Regions from separate parts of the Homo sapiens genome. Here region 1 is linked to region 2. A link is a loop called in an ENCODE intact Hi-C map of the cell type or tissue named here. Cell type or tissue: dorsolateral prefrontal cortex. All regions are shown on one strand.

What was found. Hi-C counts contacts between places; a loop is a spot of excess contacts. Peaks named below come from ENCODE experiments on the same cell type or tissue, not always from the same donor. Only the 100,000 strongest peaks of a DNase experiment are listed, where the experiment ranks them.
Region 1: it touches region 2 in a loop (2.8-fold over the local background); 5 of 110 quality-filtered maps call a loop at or near these places.

Annotation. Positions count from the first base shown.
Region 1 is chr9:89,798,721-89,806,720 of GRCh38, forward strand. It overlaps LOC107987032 (a long non-coding RNA gene), which reads right to left and starts at 4,493. Exons shown (of 2, transcript XR_001746572.1): 1 at 4,305-4,493; 2 at 3,007-3,846. In dorsolateral prefrontal cortex, no CTCF peak of the experiment used is centred here; DNase peaks (open chromatin) are centred at 4,171, 4,441 and 6,261; H3K4me3 peaks cover 1,025 bases; H3K27ac peaks cover 859 bases.
Region 2 is chr9:89,672,171-89,680,170 of GRCh38, forward strand. LINC03062 (long intergenic non-protein coding RNA 3062) reads left to right here. Exons shown (of 6, transcript NR_024280.1): 3 at 587-1,317. Among named protein-coding and RNA genes, the nearest start is that of LINC03062, 36 kb to the left of the region's middle. RefSeq lists enhancers at 3,530-4,180, 4,181-4,830, 5,399-6,804. In dorsolateral prefrontal cortex, no CTCF peak of the experiment used is centred here; DNase peaks (open chromatin) are centred at 3,426 and 4,281; H3K4me3 peaks cover 436 bases.

The DNA of each region.
Region 1 (8,000 bases), 130 kb after region 2:
GTGTGTGGGCATTTGGTTTCCTCAGCTGTAATTGGAGATGGCCCGTTTGACAACTGTGGTCCTCTGCAACTGTAATCTCTGGTGTCAGTCATTAACACCTCAGTGCAAAGCAGCCCATCACATCACTTTCTAGGGCTGGGACTTGGGACTGCTACTCAGAAGTTAAGGAGGGCTGGAAAGGGAAGTTTCCACATGGAAGGATCTGCCTGAGCTGGCGGTTTCGGTGGAGCCCTGGCCAGGCCACAGTAGGGTGCTGGGGGCTTGGCTGGAAAGTGGGTGTGAGGGACAGGAGAGATGCTGGGAAGGAAAGTGCAGGTGTGTGGTGTGAGGGAGGCAGGCTCCAGGTATCAGGCCTGCCAGAGGATCTCACAAGGATCTTCCTCTAGGGTGCTAACTCCTCTGAGCAACCCCAAGGTCTTTGGGACATGCAGGCCCTGTCTCTAGTCGTCTGAGATTTAAAAGGCTGGCGTGTCCTGAATCAGGATTCGAATCTCAGCCTCCTGACTAGAGGCCAGGTCTTGTGACTGCAGGGCAATTATTTTGTTATTTGGATTAATCCCACGGCAAAACCCACCACAAGCGTTGACCTTTCTCATGCTTGGCCCTATGGAAAGGCAGCCCAGCCAGATAAGGAGTTTGTGAACTCCTGAAAAATGTTTTCACTCAGATGAGATCAGCAGGCCTTTGGAAGTACCTTCTCAGAGGTCAGGGCCTAGGGCACTAGCCGCAGGGTGGCTCTGAGAATCGGTGGAGGGAATGCTGGGGTGGCGTCAGCAGGTCCAGCTTCAAATCCCACTCCCAGCGCTCACCAATCTCCACTCCTCCGCATTTCTTTGATTGGCAGTGGTGGAGGACAAGGGTCCCCCCTCCTCTGGATCTTCTGTGTGAAAGCATGGTGCCTCCTTTCTGGCACAGAAGTGATCAAACGGCTACCTACCCCTCATCCTCCCATTATTGTGCAGTGTACGTGTGGGCTCCCTGAAAAGCATGGAGCAGAGGTGTAGACGTTTGATTAAGTGCTTCCTAAGCTTGATGGTCGAGCCTTGTTTCAGCTGCTGAATTTGCTGTGTGCAGCCTGGCATTGTTCTCAGGAGGGTCTTTCATATGTGTCTGAGGACATAAGGACAGATGAGAAGCAGGCCAGGGGAGAAGTGATCTCTGCCTCCCCACCTCACACCCACATGGCACAGGAGGACAGGGTTGACTGCATCGGTGTCCCTGTGGGAAGGTGAGTGGGGAATGAAGTACCACTCGCTCGGCAATGACTCATTATCATCTGAAGAAAAGTGCCTGGGGGTTGGAGGTCAGGAAATGTCTGTCATTTGCTTCCTCTAGGTTTGATTTAACCTGATGAGAGTTAACCTGCTTATACATGCACAGGTTGTTTTTATCCCTGTGAAATCTCATGGTGGGTGAGAAAGGTAGGTCTAATGCCTGGGCCCCTCCATATTCCGGCTCCGTGGGTCTGATGGGACACCTGGGCTTGGGGATCTTTCAGAGCTGCCCAGGGAATTCTGGTGTGAGCAAAGCTTGAGAATCTCTGCTCCCAATCTTGATATTCTACATTATAAAGAAACAAATATCAACTGGTTTCTGCCAGGGACCTACCCTACGCCATCCCATCATTGTACTCTTCTGCGGCCATGGTCCTCAGGGATTTCAACCTGGCCAGGACCTGGGAGCCTTGAGAAGTCCAGTCGTTTTCAAAGGCCTGCGGGCCCCTGCAATCCTGGGCTGAATTCTGGGCTTCTGGATTAGCTCTCAGACCCCATTCCTCTCACCCTTGCTTCCTAAGGAAGTTTTGCCCATTTTTTGGCCAACATTGAGATCACATATTTGTACTTAGGCAAGTGACCTACTTGCATTTCACCATGAAGTCCGAATCCAACGATGGAAACTCAAGGCTTCCTTACTGCTTTCATTGTGCTATGCTGACTTGTAGGTAGAGAACTTTATTCATCCAAAAGTCCAAAGGTGTGTTAGGATTGTTCCAAAACTCTGTGTGATATCTGTTTGTCCAGAAAAAAAGAAAAACCCACACAAAAAGAAAGTATAATTCATCCTTCAGCATGGAGACCCTTGACCAGATCTCAATCTAGCAAAATCCACACTGTCCCCTTGACAGATGCTTTCATGAAGAGTCAGCTATCACAGCCTCAGCCCCCATGACCACTCAGACCAGACTGGAGTGGAGGTGGTGCTGGCCCTGCTGGCCTCTGGTTGTTCATGTTAAGTCTGCAGCCAGAGCTTTTTCTGTGTCAAAAAGTGTCTGCAAAATGACAGAGCCACCTTGTCACAGTGGCTCTTTCATTTTGCAGACACTTTTTGCCTTCTACAGATGCTGGTCATGCCTCAGTGGCAAGCAGGCAGAATTGCAGTCCAGAGCTGCCCCACAGAGTGTAGGGTGGGGGTGAGGTCAGATCTCAGCACTATGAAGACCACTCTGTGTTTACCCCATTTTCCTCCCATATAGTTGCTACTCATCAGGTTATATTTTTGACTTGAGAAAATTGTGCCTGTGAATTTCTTTCAATATCCTCATCTTAAACAAAATGGACTTCCAAAGCACCAGTCTAACTGGGGCCATTTTGAATTCAGACATGGTCAAAAAATCTGTCAAATAATGCACAAAATTCTATGTTTCTTGACTTTAAATCTCCACTCACCTGCCAAGGCCGCCCTAGAACATCTTAAAACAAGAAGTTGTTTCTTAGGGCCAGATCCATTTATAACATCTGCAGACAGGGGAGAGAGACATCCTGATCCTATAGCCTCTTCCTTTTTCCTTCTCCCACGTGAGCCTGATGGGTTAGCCTCGTGACTAATATTTGTTACAAATTCCCCACTTGCTCTTTAACCAGTGATAATGCACCAGCCTCCAATGGCAACAGATTGGGCACAGCATTACTTAATTGCTATCTCCTATTTTGGTTTAAAGTCTTCTGACTTCAACATTTAACAGTATTGGATATCAGCTGTGGAATATACCACCAAAGATAGACTATCTCGCAAAAATAATATGCCATGTATTTCAAAATCATAGCATTTGCTGTCAGCTCATATTTCTGGCCAAATATGGAAAGAAAGATACCCTTTGCCAAAGCCGTTTTGGACCTTTGAACAAGGCAGCTCTCTGTAACAATCCTTGGTGAGAACATGTTCTTCTGTGAGACTGCATGCCACATTTCATATTTGCGTAGGACTCTCATCCCCGCGACTGCTGAAGCACTTGGCATGGGTTCTCTCCAGTTTGCTCTGAGGTGGGAAGCTCAGCTAGGGTGGGTTTCCCATGAATGAGAGTTGGGAAAGCAGCTGTCTCAAAGCCAGAGTCGCGGACCTGGGGGAAGAAGGAAATAAGTGGCACTAGAATTAGAGACCAGGTCCTTTGTGTCCAATCCAGCAGCATTCTGCCTCTCTCTGGATGCCCTGAGTACATTTGTAGGTCTTCTGACTCCTGAGAATTAATGTGAGACTGGGTGGAATCAGGAATTAGCATCCACGCTTGATCGTAGAGCCTCGTCTGCAGGCCTGGGTGGTCACTACACATTTCTTTCCACTGGGCGATGCTGTGCTTTCTTTCAAAAGCTCATTAGAGATGCTCCCTCCCTTTGAAAGGCACAGAGATGTTTCATGTGCCATTTTCAATTTATCCAAGTTGCTACTCCAAAGAGGTGGAAATTACAAGAGGGTGTGCTTGTGAAACTGGAGGAGTCTCCCCGGCTGCAGCTCTGGGGACAGCATCTCACTGAGCTTGGGATGAAGTTGCTGGGCAGGACCAGACGATGGGATGCTGTTTTTCATTCTCGGTTTGGCTCTGCCTCTGAATGGTGGGGAGTACACCCTGTTCTGGGAGGAATAGGAAGGTCAATTTTAGTACTTTGATGTTGCTTTACAAAAGTGGAGGAAATCAAATACAGACTCCTGAAATATTAGCAACCCCAGGGTTTGTGTTGCATTTTCTAAGTTTTGGAAAAGATGATCCAGGAAGATGGGGGTCCTCCTTAAGCTGATGAATGTTACTCTGCTCTTCCCTTCTGCCTGCTTCTTACCACCCAGCATCTCCGCTGTCCTGAGGTTGGGCTGTCCTGGGAAGCTGTCTGCAGCTGGAGCTTTGAGTTGAGCTGGCTCCATGTGAGTGACGGAAACTCGGCTCTGGTTCCCTGGCCCAGGGCCCAGCTCCCCTTTCCCTCTCCCTGGGGCGCTGATGAAGTGAGGAGTGCGTGCATGAGCAGGCTGCTTGTGTGTCTGCTTACCTTGGCATCCAAAACACTCCAGCCCCATCTTCCCTGTGTGAAAATACTCACTACAAGCTTCTGCCTGTTTCCACTTTCAGTGCTTGCTCCCATCAACTTGCTTCTTCTTGGAAAGCTAGAATCCTGCAGCTGGATTGACCAGCACAAAGACCTTTGTGCTGGCTGAATAGCAAGGGACCTTCATGTGACTGGCAAGTGACTTGATTTCCCATGGGTTGCATCATGTTTTGGGGCACGAGGGAAGCATGGGACACTCCAAGGGGATTAGGTCCCTGGGGAAAAGTGCATACCGGTGGCTTTTGAGTCAATATTCTTTTAAGTTCGTGCCCAGTTTGCATCAGAGAAAAGGTTGTGCCCAAATGAAGATAGTCAGTGAACTTGTAGAATGTCACCAACCTGTCCAGGAGGTTGTACCCTCTAAGGCAGTCACAAGACTGCTGCGTGTTTGACATGATGGTTCAGGAAGGGGAGCCCCAACTGACCAGCATCAGGTTCTCTGTGGGTTGCTGAGTGGATGAAGCAATTAGGAGTAAGAGCACAGGAGCCTGGGGACAGGAAAGGCCACGCAGAAGCACTTCCTAGATGCGGTGGATAGATGCGGGCTCTGCCCATACTGTGGCCATAGTTGAGCAATGCCATGTGGCTATAGGGGCTTTCTTAAATTATAAACAGGTCTAACTAATATGGCTATATCTTCTTTTCAGAAGGGGCCACGGGGCCCTAGCCTCAGTCTACATCAGGTGCTGTCCAGGTGATATAGCACCGAGGAAAGAGAGCTCAGTCGCACTCCTGGCTCCCTGGGGACCATGGTAGCTCCAAAGGCTCCCTGTGGCTGGAGAGCTGTCTGTCCTCACCCCTTGTACAGCAGCACTTTTGACCCCTGAACCCATTGCTTTCATTTCTCTATTCCATTCATTTCAGTGTCTGCCTTGGTGAATTTGGGGTCAGCTGCCAAAATGATTGGAAGAGAAGCCAGTTGTTTTCACTAGGAGACAAGCATTAAAGAATAGACATCGTCTTTATCAACAGTTATTGTTTCTTTATCTTTACACTGGGGCAAGCGGTTTTATAATTATCCCTCTTAATCACACAACTGCCCTGTGCAGTAGGTATTCTTCTTAAACCCATTTAATGGATAAGCAAACTGAGACACAGAGAGATATGCAGCTCATTGGAGGTCTTTCTCACCACGAGTTCCTGGAAGAATCTGGATTACAATCTAGGTCACATTTCACGCATCACAGGCTGGGAGTAAGAGAAGAGATATAACTCCTAAATTCTGAGTAGCCCTTATGCATATGCCCTGTAACCAAAAGCAAAGCTCAAGCCTCCTTCCTGCGCATGTGGTACCTTGACGGTTCAGGGACGCTTCAAGGCACACCTCTGATCCCAGCAGCACAGACAGCACAGACCAGCCACCTAGAACTCCCTGTGAATAGAGATGACCTGTAGGTGTTCCCCTAATATTTGGAAATAAGTGAATGGCAACGAGAAAGGTGGTCCAAGGAATTTACTAAGCATGAAGAAGAACTTCCAGGGACATCCAAGGTCTTGCACACCTACCCTGACCCCATCCGGTGGTGTTAGGATCACAAAATAGAGACTTGTTATTTCAATGAGGATTCCAGGAGCTCCTGGGAAGTCTTTGCTGGTTCACAGATGTGTTTACACTCAGGATATTCTTTCAATGGCATATTTTTGAGTTACTTTCAACAAAAGGCATTAAAATGCAAGGGGTTTCTGCATAATTTTCAATTAAAAAGACAATGCATTGATCAGAGTCATCAGTGGTTTGCAACTGTTCTCGGGGAATGGGCTTTCTGGAAGGAAGCGTAGGAGGGAAGTGCAGATAATTTTGAGTATCACCTTTTCCAAAAAGTAGTGTGGCTGTGATGACGCTGTGGTTTCCTGTGAGCCCAGAATACAGTACCCCTGTGTTTGGCCTGCCAGGGCAGGTGAACATTCCCCAGGCTTGCTCTGTGTCACGGATACCCAGCTCACCAGATGGATGCAGTATGGTGGGTGCCCTGGTAGCCGAAGCTGGCTCTGATGCAAAGATCTGGTGCAGAATTTATAAAGCAATATCTCATTTCTGGTTGATGGTGACTCACTAGAGGTGTTGGAACATTTTTTTTTTCCTATTTCGTGTCAAAGATTCTTGGGATGAAATAAGTTAAAAAGATGTTTCTAGAAGACAAGTAAGTATCAAAAAATAAAAGGAGCTGAAACATCCACCAAAGTGAATATTAAGAGAAATTCGACACTCCAGAGATTGTGAATGTCCTTTTATCCTGGCCTAGATAATGAGGCATGCACAGGTAATACTGTGGGCTACTTGGTGCCATTAGAAGAAAATGCTGACTGAGCTTACAATCATGTCTTCAGTTCTATTTAGTCAGATCTTTTGGTTATTTCATTCGCATGCTGAAGTTCTGTTTCCTTGTCATTTGGAGATGTTTAACTGTGGCATATGTCAGAACCACAGGCAATTGAGAATAGATTAATCAATACCTCCATCAATGGACACTTGAAGAAGACACATAACTCAAACCTTATGTTAAATCTTAGAGGAAAAGTCAGGTTTTTATTGTAGTTCATTTTTTGGAGATGATTGCAAATTTAGTTATTTTGCATCTATTTTTAGGCAGAAATATTAACAGTTCAAGAAAAGCCAAGAGTTTTATCAGAATAAAAAAGGAGATTGTCTACCATGTAAAACCAGCTGCAAATCCACTGAGAATCACTCCTGGGCACCATCAGTGTGGGAGCTGCTTCCCTAAGAGCTGAGACTGCCAGCACGCGTGAAAATACCACCCAGCTCTTCCAAGACTGGCCCCATGCTGGCAGAAGCTAATGTGTGCAGCTCAATAGTATGATGTCAAGTCCAGATCTTGAAAGCAGACTGCCAAGTGAGCGAGGACACCTGCTTCAGTGGTAGGGTGAGGGAGGCTGCGAAATTCACCAAGAGGTAAACAGCAGCTGAGAAAGCCTTGGGAGACTGGGTGGGACTCAGATGACCAGAGAAAGCCTTTCCAGGAAGAAAGACTGAGGGAGGCAAAGTGACAAATGCATGAGCGAGTGGGGTCATGGCTGACCATGGGACTGCAAGATGACTAAGGCAGGGGCTCTGGGAGTCAGCACCAGAGAAGGAGTGGAAGGGGAGCGGCCTGTCAAAAGGCTTTGGAAACAGAACCCAGTTGTGGAAACTGAGGTGCATGAGTCCGGCATAGTTGTTTAGGAAGCGGCAAGTCTGGCTCTGAGGAATGACGTGGGAGCTCAGGTCATGACCGTGCAAAGAATAAGGAACCCAGAGACTGGGGTGACACTGCAGACGAAGGTGTCTGGATTGCTAGGGAGTCTGAAGATGGGTGGGTTCCAGGGGAGCCTGGGAACCCAAACTGTGCTCTTCCTTCTTCTTGGTCTCAGAAGAGTGAAGAACCAGAGGGAGTGGCAGAAGACTTTCATGTGAGAGACTCTGAGGTTGAGACTTGGACTTTATTGTACAATAGAGCATTTGGCTGGCCTTTGTCTCCGGTTCCTGGGAAGGACCCTCTAAATCCTTGGTATTTCCTGAGTGATAGGATGTCTTTGTTACTCATGGTAGGCCCCTGTGACCACACCAGAATTCATGCTAACAGGAAGACTCGGGATGGGGGCTGGTCACACCAGAAAGATCAACATGTGACTAGAGAGTTGGGGCTCTGAGCCCCTATAAGTCTGGCCTCGGGGAGGGGATGTGGCTGGAGA
Region 2 (8,000 bases):
GAAAGAGAATTCCTCTCAAATGGAAATGTTCCTACCATTGTCAAGAGATTGATTTTTAAAAATATCATTTTATGTGGGCCTGGGTGCGGTGGCTCACACCTGTAATCCCAGAACTTAAGGAGGCCAAGGCGGGCAGATCACAAGGTCAGGAGATCAAGACCATCCTGGCCAACATGGTGAAACCCCATCTCTACTAAAATACAAAAAAATTAGCCGGGTGTGGTGGTGCGCACCTGTAGTCCCAGCTACTTGGGAAGCTGAGGCAGGGGAATTGCCTGAACTCGCGAGGTGGAGCTTGCAGTGAGCCGAGATGGCACCACTGCACTCCAGCCTGGTGACAGAGCAAGACTCTGTCTCAAAAAAATATATATTTTATGTGCTATTACATTTTTCTTAAAAGATTTATACTACTTTGACACTCAGTGTTATAAAAGGGAAATCCAGAAGAAAACACTTTAGGTAGAATTTGATGATGGCCAGTGTGGGCAGAGTCCATATAATTCTGTCTGCGGCACGCAGTGGCTCTTGAAGACGCCATAATACAGATGCTGCACAAAGGCCACTACTTCCTGTTGCTTTACTGTAGGAATTAAGACATTGAAGGAACTGCTGCTGCCAGCAAGAGAGGCTGTTGCAAGAAAGAAAGGCTGCTGCAAGAAACGCAAGAAAGGCTGCTGCCAGCATTGCATTTCTGTCAAGAAGCTGCCCCGCAAAATTTATGGATGTATCGCTGTATGCACCTAATAGCAAGCTCTACTGGATGAATGGCTTATAAAGATCTCCCCTGAATAAAATTGTGGTTTTTAACTTTAGAAGAACAATGTCAATTCTCTCTGCATCCTTTATGGGAGCCTCAGCATGTGTTCAGCACTGGTATTTATTCTATATGACTGCTTGTTAAGCAACAGGCTGAATTAAAATGGGAAAGCTCACCGAGGAGTTTTCTTGAAATACTGCTTTTCTAGCAAGGAGAACATAGAAGATGGTGAGGCAGCCGCAGCTGGAGTGCTGACTGCCCAGAAGCAGAGGGGCAAAATGCACTCCAGTATGGATTTTGGTCATTGAGGCCTTGCTGAGAGCATGCCCCAGGCTGGGTTCACTTTTGCCTGAAGGGGCTGCAGCAGAATGAAAACTCAACTGTGCAAAACAAAACACTCAAATTTTAAAAAGCACAAGATTCTGCTGGGATCATCTGGCAGCAGGGGCAGCAGGAAAGACGTAATAGAGATTTCAAAGCAGGCTGAGGAGGAGGACAGGGCATTCCAGCCTCTGTGGTTCAGCAATCTCACCACTCCACAACCGACGGTGGCTTTCCAGGTATGCAGATTTGAAGGGTGCCCTTCCATGGAGGGTGATCGAGGTCTGCTAATGCCATTGCTCTGTGGGTGTCATAGTGAGTGCAAGTGCCTTGGCCAGTGTGCACATCCCAAGTGTGATTAACTGAATGTTCCTGTCCCCAGTATGTACATACTCCTGGTTCCTCCAGTGTGAACAGCCCCACAGTGTGCACATTCCCTTAGTGTGCACATGCCTCCAGTGTAAACATCCCTCCAGTGTGCACATCCCCATAGTGAGCACATTCCTCCTGGTGTATACATCCCCCCAGTGTGAACATCCCCCCAGTGTACACATTCCCCCAGTGTACACATCCCCCCGGTGTGCACATCCCCCCAGTGTGTACATCCCCGCAGTGTACACATTTCCCCAGTGTGTACACATCCCCCCAGTGCACACATCCCCCCAGTATACACATCCCCCCAGTGCACAAATCCCCCCAGTGCACACATCCCCCCAGTGTACACATCCCCCCAGTGTACACATCCCCCCAGTGTACACATCCCCTCAGTGCACATCCCCCCAGTGCACACATCCCCCCAGTGTGCACATCCCCCCAGTGTGTACCTCCCCCAGTGTGCACATTCCCCCAGTGTGCACATCCCCCCAGTGTATACATCCTCCCAGTGCACACATCCCCCCAGTGTGTACATCCCCCCAGTGTACACATCCCCCCAGTGTGTACATCCCCCCAGTGCACACATCCCCCCAGTGTATACATCTACCCAGTGTGCACATCCCCTCTGTGTGCACACCTTCCTAGTGTGCACATCCCCCCAGTGCACACATCCCCCCAGTGTATACATCTACCCAGTGTGCACATCCCCTCTGTGTGCACACCTTCCTAGTGTGCACATCCCTCCAGTGTGCATGACCCCCAGTATGCACACCCCAAGTGTACAGATGCCCCCAGGATACACGTTCCCTCAGTGTGCACACCCTGCAGTGTACACATTCTCTTAGTATACACATTCTTCCAGTGTGCATGTCCTTCTAGTATGCATGCCCCCAAGTGTACACATGCCTCCAGTGTACACATTAGCCCAGTGTTCATGCCCCCAGTCTGCACATCTCCTAGTGCACATCCCCTAGTATGCACATCTCCTCAATGTACACACGCCTAGAGTGCATGCCTAGTGTACACACGCCTAGTGTGCATATCCTCCTAGTGTGCCCTTTCTTAGCATTTACACCCCAGTGTGTACATCCAGTACACATGGTGCGCACAGCCCCCAGTGAGCAATCCTTCCCCCAGTGTGCAATCCTTCCCCCAGTGTGCACATGCTCCAGTGTCAACAGCCCCTGGCCAGCCTTGTCCAAGGCATCTCTGCAGGCTCAGCCTATGTAGGCACATGAGGACAATGCAGCAGAGTCAGAAGCTGCCTGTGCTGAGATGATGATAAGGACACGATGCGGAGCACATGGCCCCCGCTCTCAAGCACCTTCTAGTCCCTGGGGTCAGAGTGCTTAGAATGGGGAAGGCTGCTGGACAGGGCTGAGGGGGTCTTAGCTGAGTGAAGATGCTCCATCAGTGAGGGCTCCTGTGGGGACTGAGAAGGCAGCGCTCCCCTCACTCTGGGTCAGCTGATCTGGTGAGTTCATTGCACAGGGCTTCGGGGACAGGGCGGTGTTGTTCATGCTGCTGATGGGAGGAGTCCTGGGCTTGCAGCGCCTGCCTTCCCCGCCCAGCAGGCAGCTCGGAGTTCTGCCCAGCAACCAGGCCCCCTCCATCTGCCGTCTGGGATAATGAGCTGACCCTGAGGCTGCTGGCACAAGCCCACTTTGTGTCTTCTATTCACTGGGATTACCTTTCAGCTTCCCATTGTTCTTTGCTAATGGCCTTAAAACATGCCTGCCTGTTACCTTCCCTAGCCCTGCTGGCTGCTGGAGGAAAGCCTCATCTCCTCCAACTTGAAAGGCCTCCTCCACTCCATCCTGGCCTGGGCGGGTGGTAGGAATGCCAGCCTGGGCACAGGGATGTAAGCCGGCCACCCAGCCTTCAGCTGCAGCCATTAGCCAGGCCTCAAGTGTCACAATATTTTATGGGACGCCTCTCCCCGCCCTTGGTGAACTGGCCGGGTTGCCACATGGCCCAGCTTCTGTGCTTTCCAAGCCCTGCCTCCACTGAGAGCGTGGCTGTCCCCGTGTCTGGACAGATGGCTGAGGTGGGCTGGAGACTGCTGGCCTCTGGCCCTGGCAGGAGCTCATTCACTGTGATTATCCAGTCGTCACCCTGCAAGGGCAGAGGGGACAGGGCAGCAGTGGCTGCATTGACTTTTAACCCTTTCCAGAGTGAAGGGCTGGATCCTTGGGGGAAAGAATTCATCCAAATTGGACGAGCCCTTCACACTCGGCCTCATTATTATCCACGCGTGCAGCAAAATGGGGGAGCCAAATGTCTCCAGTTATTTACACTGCATCTGGCAAAAAGATAATTCGCTTCTTTTGGAGGCATTTGAAAGCTCAACCGTAGTGGGCTTTCACCTAATGCAACCATCAGCATTAAGATGAAGCAGCATATGACAGCGTTATTAAAACATGGCCACTCATTTCCTTTTTGCTTAGCTTTAGAGATGATGAAAACATACAGTGATTCCTTGTTTGAAAAGGAAATGTCAAAGAACAGATGCTATCAGGGTCTGATTTATAAAAGTGTGGGCTTTTATAAAGTGTCCAGGTCTCCTGGGCAGCATCTTTAGGGGACTACTGGACACAGCTCAGGGGGCTGACCCCCTGGCCACTGCCAAGCTACAACCTTCTCAAGGCCCTGAGTCACAGAAGACAGTCTGCGGGTGGCAGTGTCTGTCGCCCGTGTGTGCACATGTGTGCCTGCTCCTGTACAGGGCCCCGGCACGCGTCTCAGACGGGCTGCCGGCTTTGTTGTTGGAGGCGCAGGCTTCTCCAGATTGGCTGGTCTTCAAAGCAATGACATGCCGTGTCAGATCTGCCATAGTCCAGGCACGTGGCAGGCGTCCAGCATGCAAATGAGTCGGACGCTTTGCACTGGCCTGGAGCGCCCTAGACAGCCGCCCCACACCCCTGGGAGGCCCAGCAGGTGCCCGCGAGGCAGGTGTGCAGCTCGCCATATGCTCTGCTGAGCGTCGGGTTTCTGCCAGCATCTTTCAATGACCTACCAGGTGAGATAAAGTGAGTGGAAAGGGGCCCGTGCCAACCTGTGGCTGCACAGGCCACTTCTGGGTAGGGACAGCCCTGAAACCTGGGCAGGGCAGGCAGAGGAGGGACAAATGTCAGGGTGGATAATTGCTTTAAAAATCCCCTGCATTTTAGAAACAGGGAAGGTTTATGGCTAAATTAGATATATACCTTCCAAATGCACTGTCTGTCTCTGCAGAGCCCAGATTTGGAGCTGGAAGCCTAAGATAGGGCCCCAACTTTTCTCCCCGTCATGGCCACCTGGGGAGCCTTAAAAATCCCCATGCTCAGGCTGCTATCAGAGCAGTTAAATCAGACACTCTGGAAGTAGAACCCAGGCATCTGAATTTTTTGTTTCTCATGTGATTCAAAGTTTGAAAACCCATCATTTAGAGCTGTGCTGTCTAATGCAATAGCCACCAGCCAGATGTGGCTATCTTAATTTAAATGTATTAGCATTTTTAAAAGTTAGTCTGTTACATGTGCAAGCTACATTTCAAGTGCTCAGTGGTTGTGCTGAACAGTGCAGACCCTGTTCAGAGAACCTTCTCATTATTGCAGAAAGTTCCATGGAGCAGTGTGCTGTGGAGGGTCCTTTCAGCCCCTTGTCCTCCCTCCCTGAGAAGGTGACCTGCCTTGCTCCGGGGCACATTGGCAGTGCAGGGCAGTACTGTGCTATTCTATTCTCATGCCCTAATGCCTTAGGCTGCTGGGGGCACAGGTGTGCCCAGAGAAAGGCTCCAGAAAATCAAGCTACCACGTGCTTTTCAGCAAAGACTCAGCATGCAAAAATGAGGTGTCCCCCAAACACCTTCATGGAGCCCCCTCCCGGGTGCCAGGCCAACTTTGGTTGACTTCGGTAATGTGTATTTCCATGACATCCTCTTGTCCCCTGGTCATGCATGCCGGAGTCCCAAAAAGCATGGATGTTCCTAAACAGCCCCCTGAGCCCTGCCTTCATGAATGTCAGCGTGGGGGGCTCCGGCAGGCCCACGTGGGCATGTGCCGGTGAGTGTGAAGCCTCTGTCTGCCTGTCTGGGTCCCCTGTAATTCATCAGATGCATGTTTGTAACAAAAGGATCATGCCACACGCCAGGGATCTTTGAAACTGAAAGTTTGGTTCTTAAATGAGCCCAACTGCAAACCAAATGGTGTGTGGAGTGCTGAACGGGTGGGGACAAAAATCGTGGTGGAGGAGGTGGCTTTTCTAGCAGGGCAGCATTTCACAGCACGTGCTGCCAACTGTTGCAAAAAGAAAAAAAAAATCCTAAGAAGAAGAAAGAGAGAGGGAAATGTACATATTCCTGCAGCCCTGCAAGTGCCCTTTCTTCTTCATTGTTCTCTGGAGCAGGCAGCAGGCCCGGCCAACAGCTGTGCATTGCGTGTATCACTAACAGCTGCTTTTTCCTGGGGTGAAATTAAAAGATTAGGGGATATGGGCACGTGCTGGCCTCAGGAGCCCAAACAATGCTTGATTTAGGGTGAAACTTGTCTGGGGAGACTGACAAAGGAGGAGGCTCCGAGTTGGCCAGGGGTCAAAGAGGGGAGCTGGCTTTGACAGAGACAAAAGGAGGGAGGGGGTGGGAGGCAGAGGGCTAGGGGAGCCAGGCCAAGTGAAAAGAGGCCTCGCAGCAGCTGCTCCTGCCCCAGAAATTTGAGACGGGTCTTTTCACAAACACAAATGCCTGAGAAGAATAGGGGGCCACGCTTAGCTGAAATGGCTCGTTTGCAAATGAAAAGGAGATTGGGAGCCCTTACATTTTCCAAGTTTTCACCTAAGAGGATGGAAAATGATTAGTGTAGGCAAGAAGTGTGCAGAGGAGCAGATGGGCCAGCCACCCTGGAGCTGCACTCTGTGTTTACATAACAATCATGCCCACTGCCGGGGTGCAGAAGCCCAGGCCCCCTAAATGTCCAGCAAGGACACTGGCACCCCGGAATTCGATCAGTGCAGTTCCAGCTGGGACTCCACAGGACGTCTTTGCTACAGCGTGTGTGGATATTAATTTATGTGCTGGATAAATTAAATACACTTATAACCATGAAGCGGCAAGGTGATTGCAGCAGGAGGCAGGCTGGCAGACAGCACGCCGGTGTGGTTGTTGTCCCTTGGCAGGATGCCTGACTTCCCAGACTTGCTGTTTCTTCTTGGCCCCTGCTGAGAACATTGGAGGAGAACCCCTGGCCTGCACTTCACCGTGTGTGACGAAAAGGGTTTTAACCATGAGCAAACACAGGGTTGGAAGCCAGTCCCCCAAATCAGGCAGCACAGAAGGAGGATAGCAATAGCCATCTTAGTAGGAAAAGCACCTGCCACACCTCAGGAGCTTCCCATGTGCCTGGTGGGGTCCCACAGCAGCTTCGTGGGTTTGCAAGGGTGCCCAGAGGGCAGCGAGGCCTCGATTCTAGAAATATTCCTGACAAAAATGCACGACCTGAGATAATCTTGAGAAAACATCTGACAAACCTACATGACCTCTGCTCTGAGTTGGATGCCAGGGTCCTGGAAGACAGAAATTTTGGAGACAGAGAGGCAGGCCAGCTGCGAGCAGCACACACTTGGGATGCTCTTCTGTGGTAAAAGGCATTGTCGAAACAACCGGCAAAATCGGAATCAGTTCTGCAGATTAGACAATACAATTGCATCCATGTTCATTTCCAGGGTTTTAGGACTGTACCGTGGTTACATAATAGAATGTCTCTGATTTTTTTTTAGAAAATAAACAGTAAATATTCAGAAGTAAAGAAGCATCATGCCTACAACTGACTCCCATATGGTTCAGAAAAAAATTACAACTCTCTCTCCTCTCTCTCTCTACATATATCTACATTAAGGGGTGGCGGAGGAAGAGAGAAGGCAAAAATGGTACAACGTCAACATTTGGGAAATCCGGGTGAAGATTATGGCCATTCTTTGTACTGTTCTTGCAACCTTTTTTCTAAGTCTGAAATTATGTCAAAATACAAATGTTAAAAGGGCCAAATGGGGCAGTGGAGGTGTAGACCATCTGTGTGGTCATCCTGGTTCCCCTCCCAGGTAGAGACACATCTGGAAGTCGTTAGTTCTGGGGCATTTTGGCACCTCGCTCAGCAATCCCCTGGGTCCAGAGCAGCCCTGGCCCAGGCCTGGTATTCTTATCAGCTCCTAGTACATCTGTGATGGACAATGCCTGCCACCTGGGATTATGTTGTCCAGTGTTGAGTGTGTGGAGGAGGAGACAGGGCTGCTGTTTTGGGCACGAACACTCTCCTGGGCCAGCCTGAAGGATAGAGTGTCCTCCCAAAGTTGACTCAGTTGGAGAGGTCTGAGTCTCTGCTCTGGCTGTGGGAGGCTGTCGAGTCACCAGGTGGGAAGGTTTCCCCGGGGGCCAAGAGGACAAGTCTACAGCTGACCTGGTTGTAGTGGCAGAAGAACAAGGGGCTCAGCCAGCAAACAGGAGAAAGGAGGCCCACTCCCAGAGATGTCCCCGGGCACTGTGGTGGTGGCCACCTCTAACATGCTGGTTTTTTTT